2 separate regions of the Homo sapiens genome follow, and region 2 is linked to region 1. Evidence: chromatin loops called from intact Hi-C (ENCODE). Cell type or tissue: PC-3. All regions are shown on one strand. Each heading gives the region's core, and the rest is flanking DNA. Links, peaks and the distances in the headings are about the cores only.

What was found. Peaks named below come from ENCODE experiments on the same cell type or tissue, not always from the same donor. Only the 100,000 strongest peaks of a DNase experiment are listed, where the experiment ranks them.
Region 2: a loop joins it to region 1, with 20 times the contacts of the local background. A loop is called at or near these places in 6 of 110 quality-filtered maps.

What each region holds. Positions count from the first base shown.
Region 1 is chr14:58,494,764-58,507,249 of GRCh38, reverse strand. It overlaps KIAA0586, which reads right to left. Exons shown (of 31, transcript NM_001329943.3): 27 at 8,290-8,467. Among named protein-coding and RNA genes, the nearest start is that of KIAA0586, 73 kb to the right of the region's middle. RefSeq lists a silencer at 5,705-5,999. In PC-3, for the core only: CTCF peaks have their summits at 5,637 and 5,839 (motif pointing left); a DNase peak (open chromatin) is centred at 5,829.
Region 2 is chr14:58,820,091-58,832,576 of GRCh38, reverse strand. It overlaps LINC01500 (long intergenic non-protein coding RNA 1500), which reads right to left and starts at 4,289. Exons shown (of 6, transcript NR_110547.1): 1 at 4,022-4,289. It also overlaps the pseudogene TMEM98P1. In PC-3, for the core only: CTCF peaks have their summits at 5,094, 5,293 and 5,493; a DNase peak (open chromatin) is centred at 2,786; H3K27me3 peaks cover 3,241 bases.

The sequences.
Region 1 (12,486 bases), core at 2,779-10,778:
TATATATAAATCATACATATAGATGATTTATATATATAAATCATACATATATATAAAAATCATACATACACATATATATATATACACTTTTTTTTTTTTTAAAGACAGAGTCTCACTCCTGTTGCCCAGGCTGGAGTGCAATGGCATGATCATGGCCCCCTGCATCCTTGACTTCCCAGGCTCAGGTGATTCTTCTACCTCAGCATCCTGAGTAGCTGGGACTACAGGTGTGCGCTACCACACTTGGATAATTTTTTGTATTTTTAGTAGAGACAGGGTTTCGCCATGTTGCCAAGGCTGGTCTGAAACCCCTGGGCTAAAGTGATCTTCCTGCCTCAGCCTCCCAAAGTGCTGGGATTACAGGCATGAGCCACTGCACTGCACCCAGCCTGAAAAAATATTTCAAAGACGCCATAGATATTTTCCATTTAAAGGCATTCTGTTGACAATTTCCTAGATATAGCAAATAATCACTCTGATTGATCTTTTATGTTAATCTAGGTTTTCAATGGGCTTTTACATAAAGCGAAATACATCTATTGAGTTTTAATTTTTTTTTTTTTTTTTGAGACGGAGACTCACTCACCCAGGCTGGAGTGCAGTGGTGCAATCTCAGCTCACTGCAACCTCCACCTCCCGGGTTCAAGCGATTCTTCTGCCTCAGCCTCCCTAGGAGCTGAGACCACAGGCACGCGCCACCACACCTGTCTAATTTTTGTATTTTTAGTAGAGGCAGCGTTTCACCATATTGGCCAGGCTGGTCTTGAACTCCTGACCTCAAGTGCTCAAGTGATCCGCTCACCTCGTTCTCCCAAAGTGCTGGGATTACAGGCATGAGCCACCATGTCCAGCCGCATTGAGTTTTGATTTTTACTATTATGGTATTAAATCTGTATAAAACAATTTATCAAAATTATTACCTGATTCTCATTTAATTATCTAACATAAGATTAATTTAAATAATGGTAATAATACTTATAATTTAGAGTAACTAATGTTTCAGGCTTTATTTGTCTCTTTATATTCTGATACGCCTTTTTCTATTCCTATGTGACTTGTTCAACATTTTTCTAAGAGTGGCAAATGAATTAAGAGAAAAGAATTACATATAATGTTAAAAAAAGAAGATATTGAAAACTCTTTTGCTGATATATGGTATATGCCTAGAAAACCCAAGAGACTTTAATGAAAACAAAAGAACTCTATTAGAACTAATAAGAGAATTGGTAATGTGACTGGATAACAGATAAATAGATAAAAGTGATTAGCTTTTTCCTACAGTATAGCAACATAATCAAGCCATGAAAGCACGGAAAGTATAAAAGTTAGAAATATCTACATATAAATTTTTAAATTATATGGCAAAAAGATCATCAACAATGTCAATGAGCAAAATATAAATTTGGATAAAGATATTTACAATACAAATAGTAGAAAACATCTAAACTATAGAAACAGCTTTAAAACTAACAAGAAAAACTGAGAACCTCCCAGATGGGAAAAGAACTTTATAGGAGCACATACAAATGGCCAACAAACATATGAATGAAAAGACATATAAACTCACCAGGAGTCAGAAACATATCTTCATATTTCTACTGAGGTATGTAAAAAAACTAATCAACACAATTTCAGGAGGGGATGTAAGGAAAGGGCACTAATAAATTGCCGATAAAAATAAATTGGTTTAAACTTTCAAGAAAGCAACTTGGCATTATCTATTTCTAAACTAAAGATACATTTGCTCGTGTATAGAAGAGCTTCCCAGGAGTACATACACTGGAGTAAGGAGGAGTATATAAAACACAACAATCTGGTAGGATGTGTGTGTGGATACTTACTCTAGCATTGTTTATAGTGCAGGGACATGTTAATAAACATCCATCAATAGAGAAACAACTAAATAAATTATTGGAAATCAACACTATGAAGTTTTACGTAATCATTAAAATGAATAAATTTAAGTAATACCGGTTGACCTGGAATAATCTAAGGGTTTACTGGGTAAAACACAAAATGCAGGCAAGTGTGCAAGATATGATCTTAAGTTGTAAAATAATGGCAATCACACATACCATATATATTGTACATGCATGTGTGCATATAATTATATGTGTGAGGTAAAAAACAGGAAGGTTATATGCCAGAATCTTAACATGGGTTACTTGGGATAAGGCATACATGGGACAGGAAAAAAGTGGTGGTGGGGAGCACTCAAAAAGTGCGTAATAGCTTTCACATAATACACCATCCTATAATTTAACAGATATTTACTATGTTCTGTATACTATATAACCTGCTAGGTGACAGGGATATGAGAGTACACAAGATAAAGTCCGTACCCTCACATGAGATTAATATCAGTGTGATAAGAGCAACATTAGGCAGGTGACATTAGAGAATTATAGAGAGTACACATGACAGGTATTTAACCCAGTGATAAGGGTCAGGAAAGGATTCCCTGACAGCAATCATAACAGTGCTGAATTTGCTGTGTCTTCTAACAAGCAGGCTCATTGAGTGTGGGTGTCTTACCTGTATAATGCAAGTTAGACCTTTAAAAGAGGGATATTTAAAATATTATTTCATTCAAGTCAAATTTAATTTAATTAATCATAACTAGAAATCCCTAATTTTACTTTCCTAGAATTTTGTTATAGTGGAAAGCAACCATGGCAGACTTTTAGAGAAGACTAAGTTTGCCTAAAATTGCCAGTCCAGCAAGAGTTTTTGGTCCGGCATATCTAATGGATTTTTTTCATTTGTATGAAAGTCAAAGGCATCACAAATTCAGTATGTATAAACCCCATTCAATCTCTTTCCTCCTAATTCTGTCCTTCCTCCATATTCGCTCTCTCTCAGTGACTGAGATGACCATCTATCCAATAATTCTAGACAGAAACCTAGGGATTTCTTAGACTTTCTGCTTCTTTTGTACTGCTCACATTCAAATGAATTCCTGTCCATCTCCTTAATTCTCTCTCAAATCTCCCTTTTTATATATCCTCATTACTGAATAATGTCTCATCAGGTCAACTTTAATGGTTGTCTAATCAGGCTCCTTGCCTCCAGTCTTAACTCTTCCAATCTATCCATCACATTGCATCTCAGATGATCTTGCTAAATAAAAGGTAAATATGATCACATCACTCATTTACTTACAATCTTTAACAGACTGATGAATATCACACAACATTCAGAACTGACAGAAACTTAAGGCTGAATTGTTCATGGGAATAAGTATAAAGTAAAAAGTAAGACTGTTATTATTTCCCATTTTGTATACAAAGCGATCCTTACTGTACTCCTTAATAGATAATCCAGGGCTTTTCATGACCTGGTTTCTGCTCCCTGCTGCAATTTCACTGCATCTTAAGCTCTAATTCTTTGACAAAAACACTGCATTTCCACGATTAACCCTTGCTTTTTTTTTTTTTTTGCCTTTGTCCCCTGTCTCATTGCATATTCTGTCTGAAAGGTCCCTCCTCACTCACCACATGGCAAGCATTTATTCATCTTTGAGGAGTCACTTCAAGCAAGACTTCCCTCATCTATGAAGTCTTTCCTGAATCCCTTCAACTACAATTGACCTGTACCTCCATCCTATACGGGCTTCTTCACAATAACTACAGTAATTTATTGCATGTTTTTGCTTTCTTATCTACTATGTCTACTAGAGAAAAAAAATCATTGTGAACAGGGCCTTACCAAGTTTCATATTCCTAGCACCTAGCACATGCTCAGCACATAGCAGGCACTCAAAAATATCTTCTGAATAAGTAAATGAACAAACTGGAATATTCTTATCATAATTTACCATCTGGCTAATTCCCTTAAGATTCAATTTCACATTGGATCTTGCAGAAAACCTTTTCTAAGCCCTCACAAATGAGTTAAGTTCCTCCTCTGCACTCCCACAGCCGTCTGTGTTGTACTAGTCACACAATATTATAATTGTTATTTATTTCTCCCACACTAGTTAGTAAATATCTTGAGAGCAGATATCTATCATCTTTGAATCTTGAGTGCTTAATGTAGTACTTACATAGTTCTAGGTATACAGTGGGTATTCAATACAGGTTTTTTGAGTAAATAAAAAGCTGTAGTTGGTAGTATATCCCAGGGTCCACAAATAATTCACTCAAATTACAGCTTACATTTTAGGTTTCCCAAGACAACTCCTCAAAGCCAATTTTGCAACTTTCAGTTACTCAACCCAACCTGAGAGCCTCAGGAATGGAGACAGTGATAGAGGACTACAGAAAATAGGACACTTCCTGAAAATTAGCAGGGGTGGGGAGGGGCAAAGTAAGAAGAGATGACCCTCTGTAAGCAAAGTTATTAAAAATCAAGACGAAAAGCAATACCAATCACTAGCATATATAGTTGATTCTCATCTATGGACCACAGTTATAGTCTGTGGTCACCAGGAGAAAATCTTGAAACAAGAGGAACAAATTAGTTTTCTATAGGCAAAGTCCTTTTAGTCAACTGTTGATAGTTTCTGATTCTATTAAGTACATATAAGATAGTACTTTTCATACTCCAAGCATTATTAAAGAGAACAACACCATGTGCCAAGCACTGAGCTTAGTACTTTACATGCATTGTCAAATACATGTACCTAATAACCATAATGAGATAGACACTATTACCTCCAAGATAGCCCCCAGTGATCCCTGCCCTCCTGGTATCTACACCTTTTAAAAGTCACCTCTTAAGTTGTTCCATGATTGGTCTGTGTTATCAATGGAATATGACAGAAGTGATGGCATGTCACTTTGGAGATTAGGTTATAAAAGACATTATCAGCTGGGCGCAGTGGCTCACACGTGTAATCCCAGCACTTTGGGAGGCTGTGGCGGGTGGATCACTTGAGGTCAGAAGTTTGAGACCTGCCTGGCCAACATGGCAAAACCCCGTCTCTACAAAAACATACAAAAATCAGCCAGGCGAGGTGGCGGCGTGCATCTGTAGTCCCAGCTACTCAGGAGGCTGAGGTAGGAGAATCACTTGAACCCAGGAGGCAGAGGTTGCAGTGAGCTGAGATCGCACCACTGCACTCCAGCCTGGGCAACAGAGCGAGACTCTGTCTCAAAAGAAAAGAAAAAAAAAAAGACATTATGGTTTCCATCTTGATTGCTTACTTTCTCTTGGGAGATGTCTGCTACCACATCATTCACGGCCCTATGGACTGGTTAACATGGTGAGGAAGTGAAGCCTCTTGCTAAATCCATGTGAGTGAACTTGGAAAGTGGATCCTTCAACCCTAGTCAAGCCTTCAGATGACCTCAGTCCAAGCCATCACCTTGACTGCCACATCAGGAGAGATCCTGAAAACCACCCAGGTAAGCCACTACCGGATTTGTGACTTTCAGAGTTCTGTGAAATAATAAATGTTTGCTGCCTTCAGCTGTTAAATGTGGGGTAATTTCGTACATAGCAATATTATCCCCACTTGACACATAAAGAAATTTGGGTTCAGGAACATTAAGTTATTTGACCAAAGATACATAGAGCTGGAATTCAAACCCATTTCTGAAACTCTCAAAGCCTAAACTCTTAGCTATTCTGCTATACTGCCTTACATATGTGTTCAATCTTATGTTATACCATATTACTTATTTTTTCCAATTAAATACCTACAATGTACCTAAGATTAAAAATGCACTGTACTATAGGTAATCTGCTAGGGTTACCAGATATTTAAAAAGGACTGAAGAGGCTATCTCCTCAGGGAGTTTATTCTGTAACATTTCAACTAAGTACCTAGTTGCTCTCAGATACCTAGTAGCTCTTAAGTACCTAGCAGTTCAAGTGATCTGCGAGAGCCACCTAGTGTTAACTCTGTTTAACTGCATTCTGCAAATTTAGCTGGACATAAATGTAAGTCACATTTCATGCCATTTGAATCCTACAAATTTTAAAGAATGTAAAACATTTAATACTCTCATTATGTGTACAAAATGAGAAATAAGGCCAATCTTTACATTTATTCACATGGGAAATTCAGTCTCGGAATTCTCCCAATTCTGAATGATACAAGGTGTTCACTCAATATGAAACTAAATACTTCAGGCTTTTCCTTTTCTGATTTCTGGCAAATCTGCATGCCTCCAGAAGTTTCTTTTCACTTAAGAGAAAGAAACAATGGGCATTTAAAAATCAATAATAAGAATATAGCAGATCCTCATTTATTTGTAAATTACATATTTGCAAATTTATCTACTCGCTAAAACGTATTTATAACCCCCCAAATCAATACTTGCAGCACCTTTGTGGTCATTTGTGGACATGTACAGAGTGGTGAAAAACTTAAATTACCTAACATGCATTTTTCCAGTTGATGCTGAACAACGATACATTCCACCTTATTCCAGCTCTCATACTGTAAACAAGTGACCTTTTCACAGTATACGTAAAGCTGTTTTTCAGATTTCATCCCCTTTTTTTTGGTGATTTCACTGTTTAAAATGGCCCCTTAGTGCTGAAGTACTGTCTAGTGTTTCTTTTCTTTTTTTTTTTTTTGAGGCAGAGACTCGCTCTTGCTGCCCAGGCTGGAGTGCAGTGGCGTGATTTCGGCTCACTGCAACCTCTGCCCTCTGCCCTCTGAGCCTCCCGGGTTCAAGCAATTCTTCTGCCTCAGCTTCCCAAGTAGCTGAGATTACAGGCATCTGCCACTATGCCCGGCTAATTTTTGCATTTTTAGTAGAGATGAGGTTTCACCATGTTGGCCAGGCTGGTCTTAAACTCCTGACCTCAGGTGATCTGCCACCTTGGCCTCCCAAAGTGCTGGATTACAGGCGTGAGCCACTGCATCTGGCCTGTCTAGTGTTTCTAAGCACAAAAAGGCTCCGCTGTGTCTTATGGAGAAAATATACATGTTAGATAGGCTTCCTTCAGGCACAAGTTATACTGCTGGATAGTTCAATGGCTGTGAGTTCAATATTAATGAATCCAAAATATATATTAAATAAGACTTCTTTAAACAGAAACATAAATAAAACCAGATTATGTATTGATCAGTTGATAAAAATGTTATGACCAGAGGCTCACAGAAACCTAATCCTGTATTTCCCCTAGGAGTAATGGTTCAATACTTGTTAATATGTTTGTGGTGACCACAGAATATAACAATGGTCCATAGATGAGAGTCAACTATATATGCTAGTGATTGGTATTCTCTATTCTATCCTTATTTCCAGTGTGTCACAACAGAAAGTTTATTTAAATTCTAAAATAGTCCTGAATGCAGAGTGCTACTGAAATTCATATAGCATAAAGAATAAATGTCTACAGTATTATCTAATTTAACCTTGTCCTAAAGATCTGTTATGTCAATTTTCATGGATTCGTTATATTTTTCTAGTACATATTACAATAAATGCATCGGCTGGGCATGGTGGCTCATGCCTGTAATCCCAGCACTTTGGGAGGCCAAGGTGGGCAGATCACCTGAGGTCAGGAGTTCGAGACCAGCCTGGCCAACATAGTGAAACCCTGTCTCTAATAAAAATACAAAAATTAGCTGGGCATGGTGGCAGGCGCCTGTAATCCCAGCTACTCGGGAGGCTGAGGCAGGAGAATAGCTTGAACCCAGGAGGCAGGGGTTGCAGTGAGCCGAGATTGTGCCATTGCATTCCACCCTGGGCGACAAAGCAAGACTCCGTCTCCAAAAAAATAAAATAAAATAAAATAGGCTAGGCGCGGTGGCTCACACCTGTAATTCCAGCACTTTGGGAGGCCATGGAGGGCGGATCACGAGGTCAGGAGATCGAGACCATCCTGACTAACATGGTGAAACCCCATCTCTACTAAAAATACAAAAAATTAGCCAGGCGTGGTGGTGGGCTCCTGTAGTCCCAGCTGCTCGGGAGGCTGAGGCAGGAGAATGGGGTGAACTCGGGAGGCAGAGCTTGCAGTGGGCCGAGATTGTGTCACTGCACTCCAGCCTGAGTGACAGAGCAAGACTCCGTCTCTAAATAAATAAATAGAATGAAATAAAATAAAAGTATCACAGTTAAAAAGTTTTAAGTGTATGTATGTGTATTACCAAAATTAATTCACATACCACCCAAAGGTTCATGTACCAACACTGATATATGAATCACATTTGGGGAAACACTGCTATATATACTATAAAAAAAGTTATCACCAAACTTTCCAATTATTAAAATCCCTTTTAATAAAGAAATTTTGCAAGCCCCTATCTGAAAATAGGTATACTTTCCTCAACTCAGATTAGGGATACTACTATGACACATCAAGAAAAAATATTTTGGTGTCTACCTGAAACTGTGTCAAATTGCCGAGATAATGGTTTAGGATCACATTGTTGATCCAAAGACTGTGTATTAGTGACAGGTGGCTGCATATAGAGAGAATGTCCCATTAAGATGTTCTCTGCTGCCGCTGTTAGCTGGGGTCTTTGTCCTTCACTAAGTTCACCCACACTGTTTTCCAAGTCCTTTAAAAAGCAGAAACAATTGTTAAAACCATTATATTAAAATCAAGTCAAAACAGGAAATCTTTGCCAAATATCATGAACAATACCCTTTGACTCCTTGGAAGGTATTTTACAAACTGCCTTCTATGCCACATATACATTACATGCAAGAAAAGTTCAAGAAGTTAGTCTAATAAGCCTCGTGATAGGCTTTGTTTTCAATATAATAATTTCATATATTTTATGAAATTAACCAGTTTTTCAAGCACCAATTAAATAGCAATAAAATACATAAGAAAAATTATATTACAATTTAAAACACTCAATGGGGCCAGCACGGTGGCTCATGCCTATAATCCTAGCACTTTAGGAGGCCGAGGCAGGTGGATCACTTGAACTCAGGAGTTCAAGACCAGCCTAGGCAACATGGCGAAACCCTGTCTCGACAAAAAATACAAAAATTAGCTGGGCATCACAGCACACACCTGTAGTCCCATTTACTTAAGGGGCTGAGGCAGGAGGCTAGCTTGAACCCAGGAGGCAGAGGCTGCAGTGAGCGAGACTGCACGACTGTACTCCAGCATGGGTGATACAGTGAGACCCTGTGTCAAAAAAAACACAAAAAATCAGCTGGGCACGGTGGCTCATGCCTGTAATACCAGCACTTTGGGAGGCCGAGGCGGCGGATCACAAGGTCAGGAGATCAAGACCATCCAGGCCAACATGGTGAAACCCCGTCTGTACTAAAAATACAAAAAATTAGCTGGGCATGGTGGCAGGCACCTGTAGTCCCAGCTACTCGGGAGGCTGAGGCAGGAGAATGGTGTGAACCCGGGAGGTGGAGCTTGCAGTGAGCTGAGATTGCACCACTGCACTCCAGCCTGGGTGACAGAGCGAGACTCTGTCTCAAAAAAAAAAAAAAAAAAAAAAAAATCAAAACCACTAAATGCTGGTATGCATTACACATTGTTCATACAGCTTAAAATGGGAATAACAGAAAATTTCTCTCATTCTTCATGAATAAAAATTGCCTAAAGTTTGTTAGTGTAAACTTTACAATAAACAATTGATGAGGAGAATAATATACTTTAAACAGCATAAAGGTTACCCCATATATCAATAATAAGATTTTTATAAAAGTATAGAGGCCTGGCGTGGTGGCTCACACCACCCAGCACTTTGGGAGGTCAAGGCGGGCAGATCGCAAGGTCAGGAGTTTGAGACCAGCCTGGCCAATATGGTGAAACCCCGTCTCTACTAAAAAAAAAGTACAAAAATTAGCCAGGCGTGGTGGCGGGTGCCTGTAGTCCCAGCTACCTGGGAGGCTGAGGCAGGAAAATCACTTGAAACCAGGAGGCAGAGGCTGCAGTGAGCCGAGACTGAGCCACTGAACTCCAGCCTGGGCGACAGAGTGATACTCTGTCTCAAAAAAAAAAAAAAGTATACAGATTATAGAAGAATACTTTAGTCATATTTAATAATGTTATTTTCCTTGGGAAAAATAAAAAATACAAAAAGCACAAAAATCGTTGGCTGGGCATGGTGGGTCACGCCTGTAATCTCAGCACTTTGGGAGGCCGAGGTGGGTGGATCACCTGAAGTCAGGAGTTCCAGACAATCCTGATCAACATGGCAAAAACCCATCTCTACTAAAAATACAAAATTAGCGGGCATGGTAGTGCATGCCTGTAACCCCAGCTACTCGAGAGGCTGAAGCAGAAGAATCACTTGAACCCAGGAGGTGGAGGTTGTGGTGAGCCGAGATCCCGCCACTGCATTCCTGCCTGGGCAACAAAAGCGAAACTCCGTCTCAAAAAAAAAAAAAAAATTGTTTTAAATGAAATCTATGAAATAAATGAACAAATGAAAAAATATAAGACTCCTATTTTCTTTCTGTATTAAAAAATTATATATCCTAATCACTAGTACATTTTATGACTTGAGATATTCTAATTAATGAATTTACTAATTAAGAACTGAAGCAAAATTCCAATTATCTGAAAGCTCCCATGTTTCTCATTTAAAAGGGGTTTAATTTCAACCAACAAGTGTTTTTTTTAACTAGACTATATGAAGAAATCACTGCTGAAACACCTTTGATGATTCCATTGACTATAAAATAAAATCTAAACTTCTTAGCTCAACATTCAAGATTCTCTTCAATTTGCCTTCATTCTCCTATGTACATCTCTATCTCTCCTTATTCCCTTAGCCTGACTCTTCTTTAGGAATACTGATTGCCTCAACATCCTTTAAATTAAAAAATACTGTTCATAATTAATATGAAATCCCTTGGAGACTCTTGGGCAGTGTTTAGAATGATGGCAATTATGTTTTCCCCAGAAATTAATGAGAAATATTTCACAATGCCTATATTACTCTGACAGTCTACAGTAACTTCTCTGTTGTGAATCTGTTTTCTAGGATATTTGCAACTGCTGAACTATTTAACACCTTAAGAATACTCTATGACCCTACTGAAGACTTATCTTGCCTATTTACAAAATGGTCTCATACTCATAAGTATCTCTGAGTTTTGGATTATACTCAATGCTTAAGTTCATGCCAATTTAAGTCAGGTTGCCTATAATGCAGAGTAATATACCTAGCCCATCTACATATATGTACAAATTACAGTTTTGCCATCAGTGAGCTTTCACTGACCAAATGCCCCTCTAAGCAAGAAGTTTCAAGCACAAAGAAAAGCCACAACTTAGCAAAGCAATATTTTAACTTATAATGTATCAATATTACTAGTTCTTATTACATAGCCCTTTAGACAAGAAAATATGCAAAATGTCACTGTTAATCAGACTGGCAAAAATTTAAGATTAAAAGCATTATGTGTGACATGGGAAAGGGATCTCATACAGCTAGGGGCAATTTTTCAGTGCCTATTTAAATTATGAATGCTTATATCTTTGAGCCAGCAATTCCATGCCTTAGTATCTAAATCTAGAAAAATAATTTCTCATGAGTACAAAAAAAGGATTTTATACCTAGTATAGTTTGATTAGAGAATACTTGGAACCAATCTAAAAATCCTTCAATAGGAGAATAATTAAACTATGGTATACTACATAGTAGGTAAAAAGAATATAGTAGATCTTCAGGATTTATGTTAAATTTTAAAAAGCCTTGCAACCTGCTTTTTAAAATTTAAAATTGCACAACAATATATACACACACCTCAAAATTATATACTAAGCCAGAAATGGTGGCTCATGCCTATAATCCCAGGACTTTGGAAGGCTGAGGCAGGAGGATCACTTGCGGTCAGAAGTTGGAGATCAGCCTAGCCAACATAGTGAGACCCCGTCTCTGCAAAAAATAAAAAATTAGCTAGGTATGGTACACGCCTATAGTCCCAGCTACTCTGGGGGCTGAGATGGGAGGATTGCTTGAGTCCAAGAGTTCGAGGCTGCAGTGAGCTGACTGAGCCACTGCACTCCAGCCTGAACAACAGACTGAAACTCTGTCTCAAAAAGATTCACACACATATATATATATACACACACACACACACATACACACATATACATATACACAAATATATTTTTATACATATATAAATGCTTAATGCTTAGAAAAAGATCTGGAGAAGATAGAATTCTAACTTCTGCATTGCTGGTCTAGCCAGGACAGCACAGTAACAAAGGCTGCCAGCTCTCAAAATCAACACTGGAGTAACTACAGAGGTGAAAAAGAACCCATAGATTCTGAGAACTAAAGTAAAAGTTGTGAAAAGCCCCTGGAAAGACAGACAGTTAACTCAAACTGGAACGCGTGGAAAGAAAGGGGCTGCATCCTAGCGAGGAGGCTGTGTGGAGGGGCTTTGTGAGAGGAATGAATGGAGAAAAGTCATTGTTTCTTCCTCCATTAATTTGAGATTACTGCTTGCCCCTCAACCATAAAAGTCTTCTTATTAACAACCCCAGCTGCAAATGCTGGCGCCCCAGAGTAATATCAGGGAACATGAAGGCCTAGCTATGGTGACAACTATAGATGAAATCTGTCCAGAAGCCCATCCGTGGGCATCA
Region 2 (12,486 bases), core at 1,740-9,739, 330 kb before region 1:
ACTGCCTTCTAATTTCAATTTGCTGTGTGCAGAATTCCTTCTTTTCCAGTGCCAAATCCTGAATGAAACATGCAATAAAAATCACTGCCTGAAACATGGTGATAGCGTTTAATCCTCTGGCAACACATTAGAAAGGCTTTCAGCTTTAAACCAAGAACTGCCACACTGCAGCTTTGCTCATGAAATTATGTACTCGTGCCTTGGTTTATAAAGTCCTTTTTTATAAGCTTTCTACTGGCTAATAATGGGCTGGAGCAACTTATGTTCTCAGCCTGACAGATTCCACATTTATGAGCCTGGAAGTCCGATGCCTGGCACAGAGTTGCTGCCTGGAGGGAGTTATGCCATCTGGCTGAGCAGGTTTCAGTGTCAGGAAACTGCAGGAACCACTGGTTGGGACACCACTGTGACCAGAGAGATGACACATGGGGAGGCTTGGAGGGAGGAAAGTGAGATGGAGCACTCAGAGGCTTCTGGCAATCGTGGCCCAGATGTCTAGGGTGCAGAGTGCAAAAAAAGGAGAAGAGAACTCACAGGACATGGGATAAATCTCTCTGCCAACCAAATATGAGTGGTCATTAATTAGTGTCAACAACAGGGCTGACTCCTCTTCTGTGAATATGAAAAAGAGTGGGGAGAGGATATTGGTTTGATGTTCAAATTAAAAGTAAAAGCAGATTACAAAGAAACAAATATATACTTAAGAGACAAAACTGACTTGAAGCACTTTAATATATATTTACATGCAATTTATCTCTAAGGAAAGGTAAAGCTACAGTGGGGATAAAAACGTATTACAGCCCATTCTAATTGTGATTAAAGTAGGACTGATAGTTCATAATCTTGACTAGGTTAACCCTGACCTTCTTACTTGGTAAATTCCTGCTGTTCAGAATTAGCATGATAGGACCGGGCACGGTGGCTCACGCCTGTAATCCTAGCACTTTGGGAGGCTGAGGCAGGTGGATCACGAGGTCAGGAGTTCCAGACCAGCCTGGCCAAGATGGTGAAACCCCGTCTCTACTAAAAATAAAAATAAAAAAAATTAGCCGGGCATGGTGGCAGGCGCCTGTTATCCCAGCTACTCGGGAGGCTGAGGGAAGAGAATGGCTTGAACCCGGGAGGCGGAGGTTGCAGTGAGCCAAGGTCACACCATTGCACTCCAGCCTGGGTGACAGAGTGAGACGCCATCTCAAAAAAAAAAAAAAAAGAAAGAGCATGATAGCACATAACCTCTTTCTCAGCATTTATCACAGTTAAAAATTGTGTGTGTGTGTGTGTGTGTGTGTGTGTGTGTGTGTGTGTGTGTGTGTACTCCATGAGGACTCCATGAAGGACTAATTTTTTTCCCCCTTCAGCTAGTACCTACAAAGAACCTAACACTTCCTACTTTCCTACTAGAAAAATATTGTGAATGCAATACAATTAAATATATTTTTAAAATATTTTAATTCAGACTTTCCACTAAATATTGGTTACAATGAATGACAGCAAAAGGTGCAACAAATCACCAAAATAATAATAGTAACAACTTACGGGAAGGAAAAAATAGTATTCTGGTAAAATATCAACAACCACGGACAATGTTAAGATCCCTTTGCTTTAACATTAAAATGATTTTTTAAAATAGTAAATCTCAAAACTCCCTAATGCTACGGTTATATAATTGTAAATACCTTAACATATTATCCAATGAGCTATGTTTTCACAAGAATTAAACCAGTTTTAAACTCCTTGATCTTTATCGGCAAAGAAAATATATTGCTTTTCTCTGTCTGAATCTTTCTGTGCATATAAACCACCTTTCCATCAGCGAATGCCTCCATTCTCCTTGGGTCATTTTGCTTCAGCCCACTGGTCTTTCTGCTGTTTGATCAACCTCAGCCTGGTCCCACCTCAGAGCATTTGCACTTGCTGTCCCCGCTTTGCAGAGTTTGTCCCTTCTCTTCATTCTGGTCTCTCCAGAAAGGCTTTTCTTGACCACTCCAATGATGTTCATGCCTACTTACTTCCTAGCACACTAACTTGTTTTATTTGCTTTCTGGCACTTATCCTCATCTAAAATGATCTTATCTGTGGGCTCAGTTGTTTGTAGACCTATTTCAGTGCTCCCTTACAAGAATGCAAGGTCCTTCAGAGCAGGGGACTACATCTGTCTTGTCATGTTCACAGCCCGAGTGCCTAGCATGGTACCTGGTATGTAGTAGGTACTCAATAAATTTTAGTGAACGAATGGATGAGCAGAAAAACAGATGAGGGAGTAAATGAATCATCTTTGCTATGTAATATCAAAACAGCTTGATAACATATTCTTAATGGGGTGAGATAATAGCATGTAAAGTTGGCTATTAAAAGTATCTAATGTCAACTGAGTTGTCCAGCTGTCTAGGAACTTAATACCTCAGGTTAGCATTTACAGTCTGCATGCATTTCTTTATTTGGTTCCCACAACTATCCCATAAGTATACAGGGAAAGGACGGAGGCAGGATCACTTATGTTTTTACAGATGAAGAAACTGAGTTCAGAGAGGTTAAATTATTTTCCCAAGCCATGCATGTAACAGGCAACCAGACTAGGTCCCCAGCCTAGCCTTTTACAGCTTCGCTGCTACCCCAGCCAGTGTTTGTTTTATTTCCAAACAAATCATTCGTTATTTATTTATTCTTTCGATTAACCTAGATTGAGCATTTATGATTGTAAAGGGCTCTCTCACACACTATGCACACATAAAGACATGCAGACAACAATGTTTTTCTCTGGAAGAACAAAGTGCACAAATGACTCACCAACCTAAATATATCTGAGCTAAGAGTCTAATTAGCAGAAAAACCTCAATGTTACAAAGGTAGGTAACCTGTCTTGTGTAATAGTGGGATGGGCCTCCAGGAAAATGACATTGTAGCTCTCCCTCCAAGGATGGATAGAATTTCAATAAGGGAAAAGAAGAGAGGTGACTTTCTAAGAAAAGGGAATAAAATGAAACAAGGAAACGACTTGTTTTCGAAATCTAGTATGGAGTTAATTGAAGGAAGTGTTTGAATAGAAGGGAAACATTAGAGATAAGACTAAAATTGATGTTAAATGACTGTTGCTGTTTTTTGCCTTTAACATATCAAAATGGGTTCTTTTGACCCTTGCAAAATGCTAAAGCAGTTGCCATAGAAATACAGTAGTCATATGCCATAGAGGAAGCTAGGCATCTCAGCTGGTGGCAGGGCCAAGACAATTCATATTAATGCCTCAAGGTTCAAAATTTTCAAATTAAGAGAGGTTTATGGTCCAATTTATTAATGTTTAAAGTTTGAAATTAATATTTACAGTTTGAAATCTTTAATGTTTAAAGTTGAAATTTAATGAATTAAATGCTTGGTAAGAAATATCTACTTATGGTTGAATATATATTTGCACCCAGAGAACGTTAATTTAACTTTCATGAAAGTAGAAAGTGAGAAAAATATTTAAATTTGCTTGAAAAAAATGTAATAACAAGGAATATTTCTATGATTATCATTTAGTTAGTAAGACCTCATGTCTATACATCTAAATAGATCCACAGAGATATAGGGGCATTGATAAATAATGAGAGATTAATAGTAGTGATAATAATTATCTGAGAAACAACAGTGATTATTGTTCAGCTTCTTGAGCACCTAATACACGCCAGTTAACTTATACATATTCTTTCTAATGCTCACAAAGACGCTATAGGCTAGATAATATTATCCCATTTCATAGGTGAAAAACTGAGGCTTATAGGGATTAAGAAATTCACCAGAATCACTCCAATGGTAAATAGAGACACTGAGCTTGGACCCATATTTAACCCACCACAATTCTTTTTTGCCTACTATGCTGCCTCTGGAATACTGCGAAGCATCTAATGGGCCTTGGTAAGGCTTTCTTTCCTTTGTCTGGAATAATGGTTCATAAATATTATAACATACAGATAAAGCTCAAATAATGTACCATTTACGGGATGAAACTTAAGAGCTCTAACAAAGGAATTAAAGAAAATAATACCGCTGACTTTGCCATCCGCGGGGCCGTCGTGGGAGCGCAGCGGGATGTGCCCCGGAGCTGCAGCTTGAGGCCCTCAGGTCTCTGGAGGTGTCGTGGAGGAACCTAGCTCCTGCCATCCTCTTCCCCCAGTTTGCCACTTCCAGCAGCCTTAGCCCATGAGGACGATGTGAACGGGACTGAGTCAGGAGCTCCCCGGAAGCATGGAGACCGTGGTGATAGTTGCCATAGGTGTGCTGGCCACCATCTTTCTGGCTTCGTTTGCAGCCTTGGTGCTGGTTTGCAGGCAGCGCTACTACCAGCCCCGAGACCTGCGGCAGCGCTATGATTCTAAGCCCATTGTGGACCTCATCAGTGCCATGGCGACCCAGTCTGAGCCCTCTTAGAACTGGATGACGTTGTTATCACCAACCCCCACATTGAGGCCATTCTGGAGAACAAAGACTGGATCGAAGATGCCTCGGGTCTCATGTCCCACTGCATTGCCATCTTGAAGATTTGTCACACTCTGACAGAGAAGCTTGTTGCCATGACAATGGGCTCTGGGGCCAAGATGAAGACTTCAGCCATTGTCAGCGACATGATTGTGGTGGCCAAGTGGAACAGCCCCAGGGTAGATGATGTTGTGAAGTCGATGTACCCTCCGTTGGACCCCAAGCTCCTGGACACAGGGACGACTACCCTGCTCCTGTCTGTCAGTCGCCTGGTGCTGGTGACAAGGAATGCCTGCCATCTGACGGGGGGCCTGGAGTGGATTGACCAGTCACTATCAGCTGCTGAGGAGCATTTGGAAGTCCTTCGAGAAGTAGCCCTAGCTTTTGAGCCAGATAAAGGCCTCCCAGGCCCTGAAGGCTTCCTGCAGGAGCAGTCTGCAATTTAGCGCCTACAGACCAGCAGCTAGTCCTGAAGACCCCTGCCGCCATCACTGGGTGGCTCAGATTAGCCTTCCACTTTTTCCTGTAGAATTAGTTGTTCTCCACGGCTCAAGAGTTCAGCTGTGTGTGCATAGTAAAGCAGGAGATCTCTGTCAGTTTGTGCCTCTGTTGCAATTGCAAATTGTGGCTTGTGAGTGGCAGTCTAATACCACAGTTAGGGGAGATGCCATTCACTCTGCACAGAGGAGCATTGAAAACTGGTGGACTGTCAGCTTCATTTAGCCTACCTAGTGTTTTCAAGAAAATTGAACCACCATCTAAGAAATCAAGAGGTTTCACATCAAAATTAGAATTTCTGGCCTCTCTCGATCAGTCAGAACGTATGGCAATTCTCATCTGCTTTTCAGAAAAGGACAATCAATCGAAGCTAAATAGGGGTTGCTCCTTTTGGCAAGACTTGTACTCTCTCACCTGGCCTATTTCATTTATTTGTATTATCTGCCTGGTCCCTGAGACGTTTGAGTCTGTCCTCCCCCTTACAGGTTTGGGTTTGAAGATGAGAACTACAAAGCTGATTATTTCTTATCATTATGCCTGCAATTTTACCTAGCTACCACTAGGTGGATAGTAAATTTATACTTACGTTTCCAAAAAAAAAGAAAAAATAAAATAATACCATGCAATATAAAGCTTGTGCAAGCAAGCAAACAAAGAGATTTTAAAAATCATTCTTAGTTGATGGGCGATTTGATAGTCATTTATACCTGGCACTGGTATAAATGAGAAAATAGATGCCCAGTTTTATTATGATTTAATTATTTTATTCTACTACTAGCACCACTATAAAAGCAACGTAGTTTCAATATGACCAAACCAAGATTAATAAATTACTCAATAGTCATCATTAGTAGAGGGAAAAGATCTTAACTGGTATAAATTATTAAATGCCAAGATAGCAAGTCTGAAAAATTTAACAAGGGGTATAACTGTTTCTTCTTGAAGATTCTTCACAATAGAGAATCAAGACTATGTAATTTTCAGTTCATTGCAATTAGCTTTAGGACACCTTTAAAACCTAAAATGAATATTTTGTGGGTAGTATAATTCATTTCAATAAAGCCTCCTTCAGTATAATTCATTTCCATAAAGCATCCTTCATTTACATGTTATTTGGATACCAATTGGGCAGGACCTTCCTGGGAGGCAATGCAGCCTGGTTGTTAAGAAGACAGATTTGGCCGGGCGCGGTGGCTCACGTCTGTAATCCTAGCACTTTGGGAGGCCGAGGCACGTGGATCACGAGGTCAGGAGATCAAGACCATCCCAGCTAACACAGTGAAACCCCGTCTCTACTAAAAATACAAAAAATTAGCCGGGCGTGGTGGTGGGCGCCTGCAGTCCCAGCTACTCGGGAGGCTGAGGCAGGAGAAGGGCGTGAACCCAGGAGGCGGAGCTTGCAGTGAGCGAGATCGCGCCACTGCACTCCAGCCTGGCTAACAGAGCAAGACCCCGTCTCAAAAAAAAAAAAAAAAAGAAGACAGACTTGAGTTCCCATTCGTCCCCATCAGTTACTAGCTGTCTTAGCACACAGTAGATAACTTTCTAAGCCTTAGTTTTTTCATCTGTGTGAAAATGATAATAACAGAATCTACCCCATTGGAATTGTTATAAGGATCAGGGAAGAGAATACAAGTGAAGTTCTTATTTCAGTGCCTGGCCAGAATGAATCTTCAATAAATATTTGTGGTTGCTCTTTTCATTATGGAAAGGCAGAACGATGTAGCAGAAAGCACATAAGATTTGGATTCAGACATACCTTGGATAGGATTAAAAAGGCCCTATTCAGTTACTTACTATTTATGGAACTAAGCAAATGCGGAACTGTTGTCCAGGAATGGAACCTTAGAAAGGCTGAACTCTTTCTTGGAGGGGGAGAAAAGTAAAACCAGGATGGATCTCAGGGAAGGGAAGTAGATTTTTTTATAGGAAAGACATAATAATGTACAAGTTATCATATTAAATCTTTTTTTTTTTTTTTTTTAAGAGACAGAGTCTCACTCTGTCACCCAGGCTGGAGTGCAGTGGCGCGATCTTGGCTCACTGCAACCTCCACCTCCCAGGTTCACCCACCATTCTCCTGCCTCAGCCTCCCGAGTAGCTGAGACTACAGGCACACTCCACCACGCCCGGCTAATTTTTGTATTTTTAGTAGAGACGGGGTTTCACCGTGTTAGCCAGGATGGTCTCAATCTCCTGACCTCGTGATCCACGTGCCTCAGCCTCCCAAAGTGCTGGGATTACAGGCGTGAGCCACCGCGCCCGGCCCATATTAAATCTTGAAACTTGACCAAAATATTCCATTTTTGAACAGAAATAAAAAGACATACAGCAGGAAGCTGGCAGAAAAAAAAAAGATTTTGGATCTATACAGCTAGAATGCACCATTGAGAATTACATTCAGTTGTTTGAATCGCTGGTGCTATGAATATGCTCCACAACCTCAATAAGCTTAGAAAGAATGCAGGTCAAAAATCTCTGCCAGTCCTCAAGCCCCGACTTCCAATTTTGAGACCATCTAAAGAGAGAATGATAAATATCTGCACACATCGTGGGTTGCATCACAGGAGAGGGATCCTGCTCTGAGGAAGCCCACAATTTTCACAATGGATAGCATCAGCATATCTGCCTTTTTCTTCAGAGGAAGATACTATCTTTATTAGATTAGATTCGAAGCATGCCTGCCCTTTGCTCAAGAGAGAGACAGTAACTTCAGGCTTATCTCTAAACACATATTCTTGAAAAGACAATATATCTGCTATCTGTAGGCAGTGTCTTTGCTCACAAGACATGCAGAAACATGAGAGACCCATAGAAAATTGTCACCCACCAATGTAACAAGACAATGTATACAAAAGCTTCTCAAGTCATCCTTTTGGGAAAGAAAATGCCATGCAAAAAAACAAAAACAAAAAAAACCAAAAATCTCTTAAGATTGTGCAACCTGTATATCAAGGCTTCATTTTGCCCACCATAACTTGCCATTGCCTGAAGCCAGGCTGATCACTGTGGGAGCCAGCACTAACAATTTACTGAATGTCAGCTTCCCCAAGCCAGAAAATGCCCCTTCTGATCTGCCAGATGGTTTGGGGCCTGATGCTTGGCATCCTCACAGCTGCCGCAGTCGTGTTCCTTGGAGTGGGTGAGTGATACCTTGGATAATGAAAAATGATTGGTAATTTCTTTTACCTGAAGCCTATTCTCTATCAACATGCTGTGAAGAATCAGAAGTCTGCCTATTTCCAACCCACTCTACAATTGAGCCATTGTAGTGGAAAAAGCATCACAGTTCTGACTGGGAGTTTCCCTAGGAAACCCTGGCTTGTAGGATTCCAGAGAGATGACAGTAGGAACTATGAAGAAGAGGCAGATCTCGCAACCTGCCCTGCTGCTCCTTGCTTGGAAGTAGAAGGTTGCCAGACAAGGATGGTCTGTGGCTAAACTGTCCTATAGGATTCCTGTTTCAAAGCCCTGCCCTTTTTCAAGGGGCCTCCTTCCCTTATTACATTCTGCAGTCTATCTCTTCAGGATCCATTCTTTTTTTTTTTTTTTTAAGACAGAGTCTCACTCTGTCGCCCAGGCTGGAGTGCAATGGCAGGATCTCGGCTCACTGCAACCTCCACCTCCCAGGTTCAAGCGATTCTCCTGCCTCAGCCTCCAGAGTAGCTGGGATTACAGGTGCACACCACCATGCCCAGCTAATTTTTGTATTTTTAGTAGAGACGGTGTTTCACCATGTTGGTCAGGCTGGTCTCGAACTCCTGACCTCATGATCCACCCACCTCAGCCTCTGAAAGTGCTGGAATTACAGGTGTGAGCCACCTTGCCCAGCCAGGATCCATTCTTACATGAGCATCAGATACCAAACAAATTTTGTCTTTGTGTGGTTTTAGGCAATCTCTGGTTGGAGGAAGAAGACTTGATTTTTAAATTTATTCTAATGGAGAAATAAGTCACTTACCAAACATTTGCATAGCATTTGCCATGTGCCAGGCACTGTTCGAAGTGCTTGACATATATTTACCCATTCAGTTGAGGTCATTGTCCTCACATTATAAATTAGGAACTACGGATATATTAAGTAACTTGTCTAAGGTGACACAAATAAGTGGCACAGCTAGGATTTAAACCCAGGCAGTCCTGTGACAGAGTCTGGGCTCTTAGCCACTACCCAAGAAAGCTTGTGGGAGAAGAGAGTATTACCCCCATAGACAGATGGCTCCACCCTATCAGCTGAACATAACAGTACTTATTGGTAAATTAGTGGCTTTTTCATGTGTAGTAGGGAGCAAAACTGAGTTAATTTAGACTAAGTGAAAGCTAACCCCAGCTAAAAGGCAGATAGTCAACTATTCTTTCAGAGCATAGATAAGGCAACAAAAGTCACCCATCTAAAGTGATAAGCACAAAGATCCCTTAAAAATAAACAATTAATAAGATAAGGCTGAGTTTTATTTTTTCAAATATTTCAAAGCACATCCCCTGAAACAATGACAAATGACATCTCCATCAAGCTCATGGTAATTGAAGCTCAGAGCTCATAAGTCATCGTCAAGAGGCCAATATGGCATCTTGCACCTGGCACATTTCCTTCTGAAGGGACAGCTGCAGGGCATCTGTCCTTCCCATTTCAAAGGCAGGACACCCCTCATCTCTCAGAAATTATCTGAAAAGAGCTATCCTAGATTCAGGGTTCAGGGACAATCATATGACGCTAGCATCATCTCACTCTGGAGAATCAGACTTACCAATTCCCAATTGTATTTCCTTGTTTTCCTAGAATGATTATTTGAAACCTTTCTCTGCCACCTTTACACCGTGCTCCTAAACATCTAGAGCTAAAAAGTAACTCGAGGAAAGTAATCAAAAGCTGTGTTGCTAATTCTTATGTAACCATAGCATGTATGCAGCTTGCAACCCCCTCAACAGTTTACTGTCCATAAAATTACATTTTTTAGTTTCATTTATCATTTGTGGTCTATTCTGCATTTATCTGGCAACAGATAAAGAACCTTGTGATTGCCCAGACCCTACCATCACTTTCTTCACACACACACACACACACACACACACACACACACACACACACATTTAAAATCACAGAAATCAGACCAGGTATGGTGGCTCACACCTGTAATCCCAGCACTTTGGGAGGCTGAGGCCAGTGGATCACTTAGTGTCAAGAGCTCAAGACTAGCCTGGCCAACATGGTGAAACCCCGTCTCTACTAAAAATACAAAAAATTAGCCAGGCATGGTGGCCCATGCCTGCAATCCCAGCTACTTGGGAGGCTGAAGCAGGAGAATCGCTTGAACCTGGGAGGTGGAGGTTGGAGTGAGCCAAGATGGCACCACTGCACTCCAGTAGGTGACATAGCAAGACTCTGTCTCAAAAATGTAAAAATTAAAATAAGACTGGAAGCGGTGGCTCACACCTGTAATCCTAGCACTTTGGGAGGCTGAGGCAGGTGGATCACCTGAGGTGAGGAGTTCAAGACCAGTCTGGCCAACATGGTGAAACCTCAACTCTACAAAAATACAAAAATTAGCCGGCCATGATGATGGGTTGCAGTGAGCCAAGATCATGCCGTTGCACTCCAGCCTGGGTGACAGAGTCAGACTCCATCTCAAAAAAAAAAAAAATTTAAAATTAAATAAAATCACAGAAATCAAAGAGACCTTATAGATAATTCAGTTTACCCTGCTCTTGAGGTCCTGAGAAATTTTTATATCTAGTTGATCATTATATTAGTTAGGGCCCTTAGTTGCAAGCAACAGAACTTCACCTCAAATTAGTATAAGCAAAAGGGAGAATAATCACTACAAAGATACAGGGGTACCTCAAGGAACCCAAGGACAGAAATATAGCCAGGCATCAGAACCAGATGGAACTGGGGTTCAAGCCTTGTCCGGAGCCTTGCTGCCTCTTTCCTCTACTCTAGCTGCTCTACTGCGCTTGGCTCTCTTTCCTTCTCAACCCACTTCCTTAACTTCCTCATGAATTCCAAAGATTCCAAGGAATAGACTCACTGACCTAGTCTAGTTCAGGTGCCCATCCTTGAAAAAATTACCTACAGACCAGGAACCGGCCACATGGTGACTGCTTCCCCAGCAACAATATAGTTAAGAGGAAAATTCTCAGAAAATGTATTTGGGACAAGATATTCCAAATGAATACACATACACTCCTCAATCTTAGTTGAGTTGCCTTTTCTGCTTCATCTCTTATCTCACTTTTTGCAAATTAATAATATAAATATATTTAGAATCTCATTCTACAATGTTTTTGTTCATGATTATTATTTGTTGAGGGCCTTTTATGTAGCTTAACAACTACATCATTTCATTTAATCTTCACAATAGCTTGGGGGAAAAAAAGGTAATATTAGCTCCATTTTACAGATCCAAAAACCGAGTCTCAGAAAAGCAGAGTGGATAAGAGCCCAAATCTAGTAACTAAGAATTGAAAAGGAGGAAGATGAGCATGAGCACATGAACGAAGAGTGTAGTAGTAGAGGGAAATGAATGAAATCTCAACCCTAAGCTTGAAGAGAAGAAAAGTGCACGCGCAGATGAAACAGAAGTTCAAGACACCAAAATTCATTTACTCATATGAAAGAGAAAGACAGAACTGGGCTAATTTTAAGAACCTGAAGGCAAGGCCAGCTTATAGAATTTAAGAGTACTAGTCAAAGTTTCCAGGCCCCCCAACAGCAAGCAATTTTCAGTTATTCCACTGTTATTTATAATTGACTCGATGGCATAGAGGTCTACAGGTATCTTTTAGAGAAAGTATATAATTATTACAGTCAAAATTAAAAGTTGGAAGTCAATTGGCCATGTTTATCTTTGTATACATTTGGATTGTAGAAAAATTAAACAGGGGTTAACCCAAAAAGATGCATAAGCCATACACTGCTCACTTTGATGCCATCCTGGGCACCTTGGCACTGCAGGCCACTTGTCTTGGAGATGCCTATGCCTCCCCAATAGCAAAAGTTCTGTCACCACTAGAGTAGGTGAAACTGGGACCAGGCCCATGATGGACCAAAGGCTACTCCAGTCCCCAGGTAACCATGTGCTTCTTGGTGGCTGTCCCTGGGCATTCCAACAGAGCAAGAATTCCCAACATCCATTAGGCAATTTACCAAAAGGGGCAGAGGGGAGATTAAGAATCCAGTTTAACCATGTTGCCCCGTATCTCATTTATAGCAGCAACCTTGGAAGGTAGATATTTTCATTTCCACCTTATAGATAAAAAGTCTGAAGCTTAGAACAGTTAAATTACTTGGGCAAGGTCACCAAGGAAGCACACAGAGGCAGATCTGCCCAACTCCACAGCCATGGTCTGTCCACACCGCAGGCTCTCTCTGGGGGACTGTGTCTCCACCAGCAGGACAGCCCTGCCTCAGCCTCACTGTTCCCACCCAGACCGTCCTCTGCTGGGGGAGTGAAGGAGGGTCTTCTCAGGCCTTCCTGTTCTCAGTGGCAGAGAGCAAATTAGGAAGCAGAAGCAGAACACTCTAGAAAACTACTT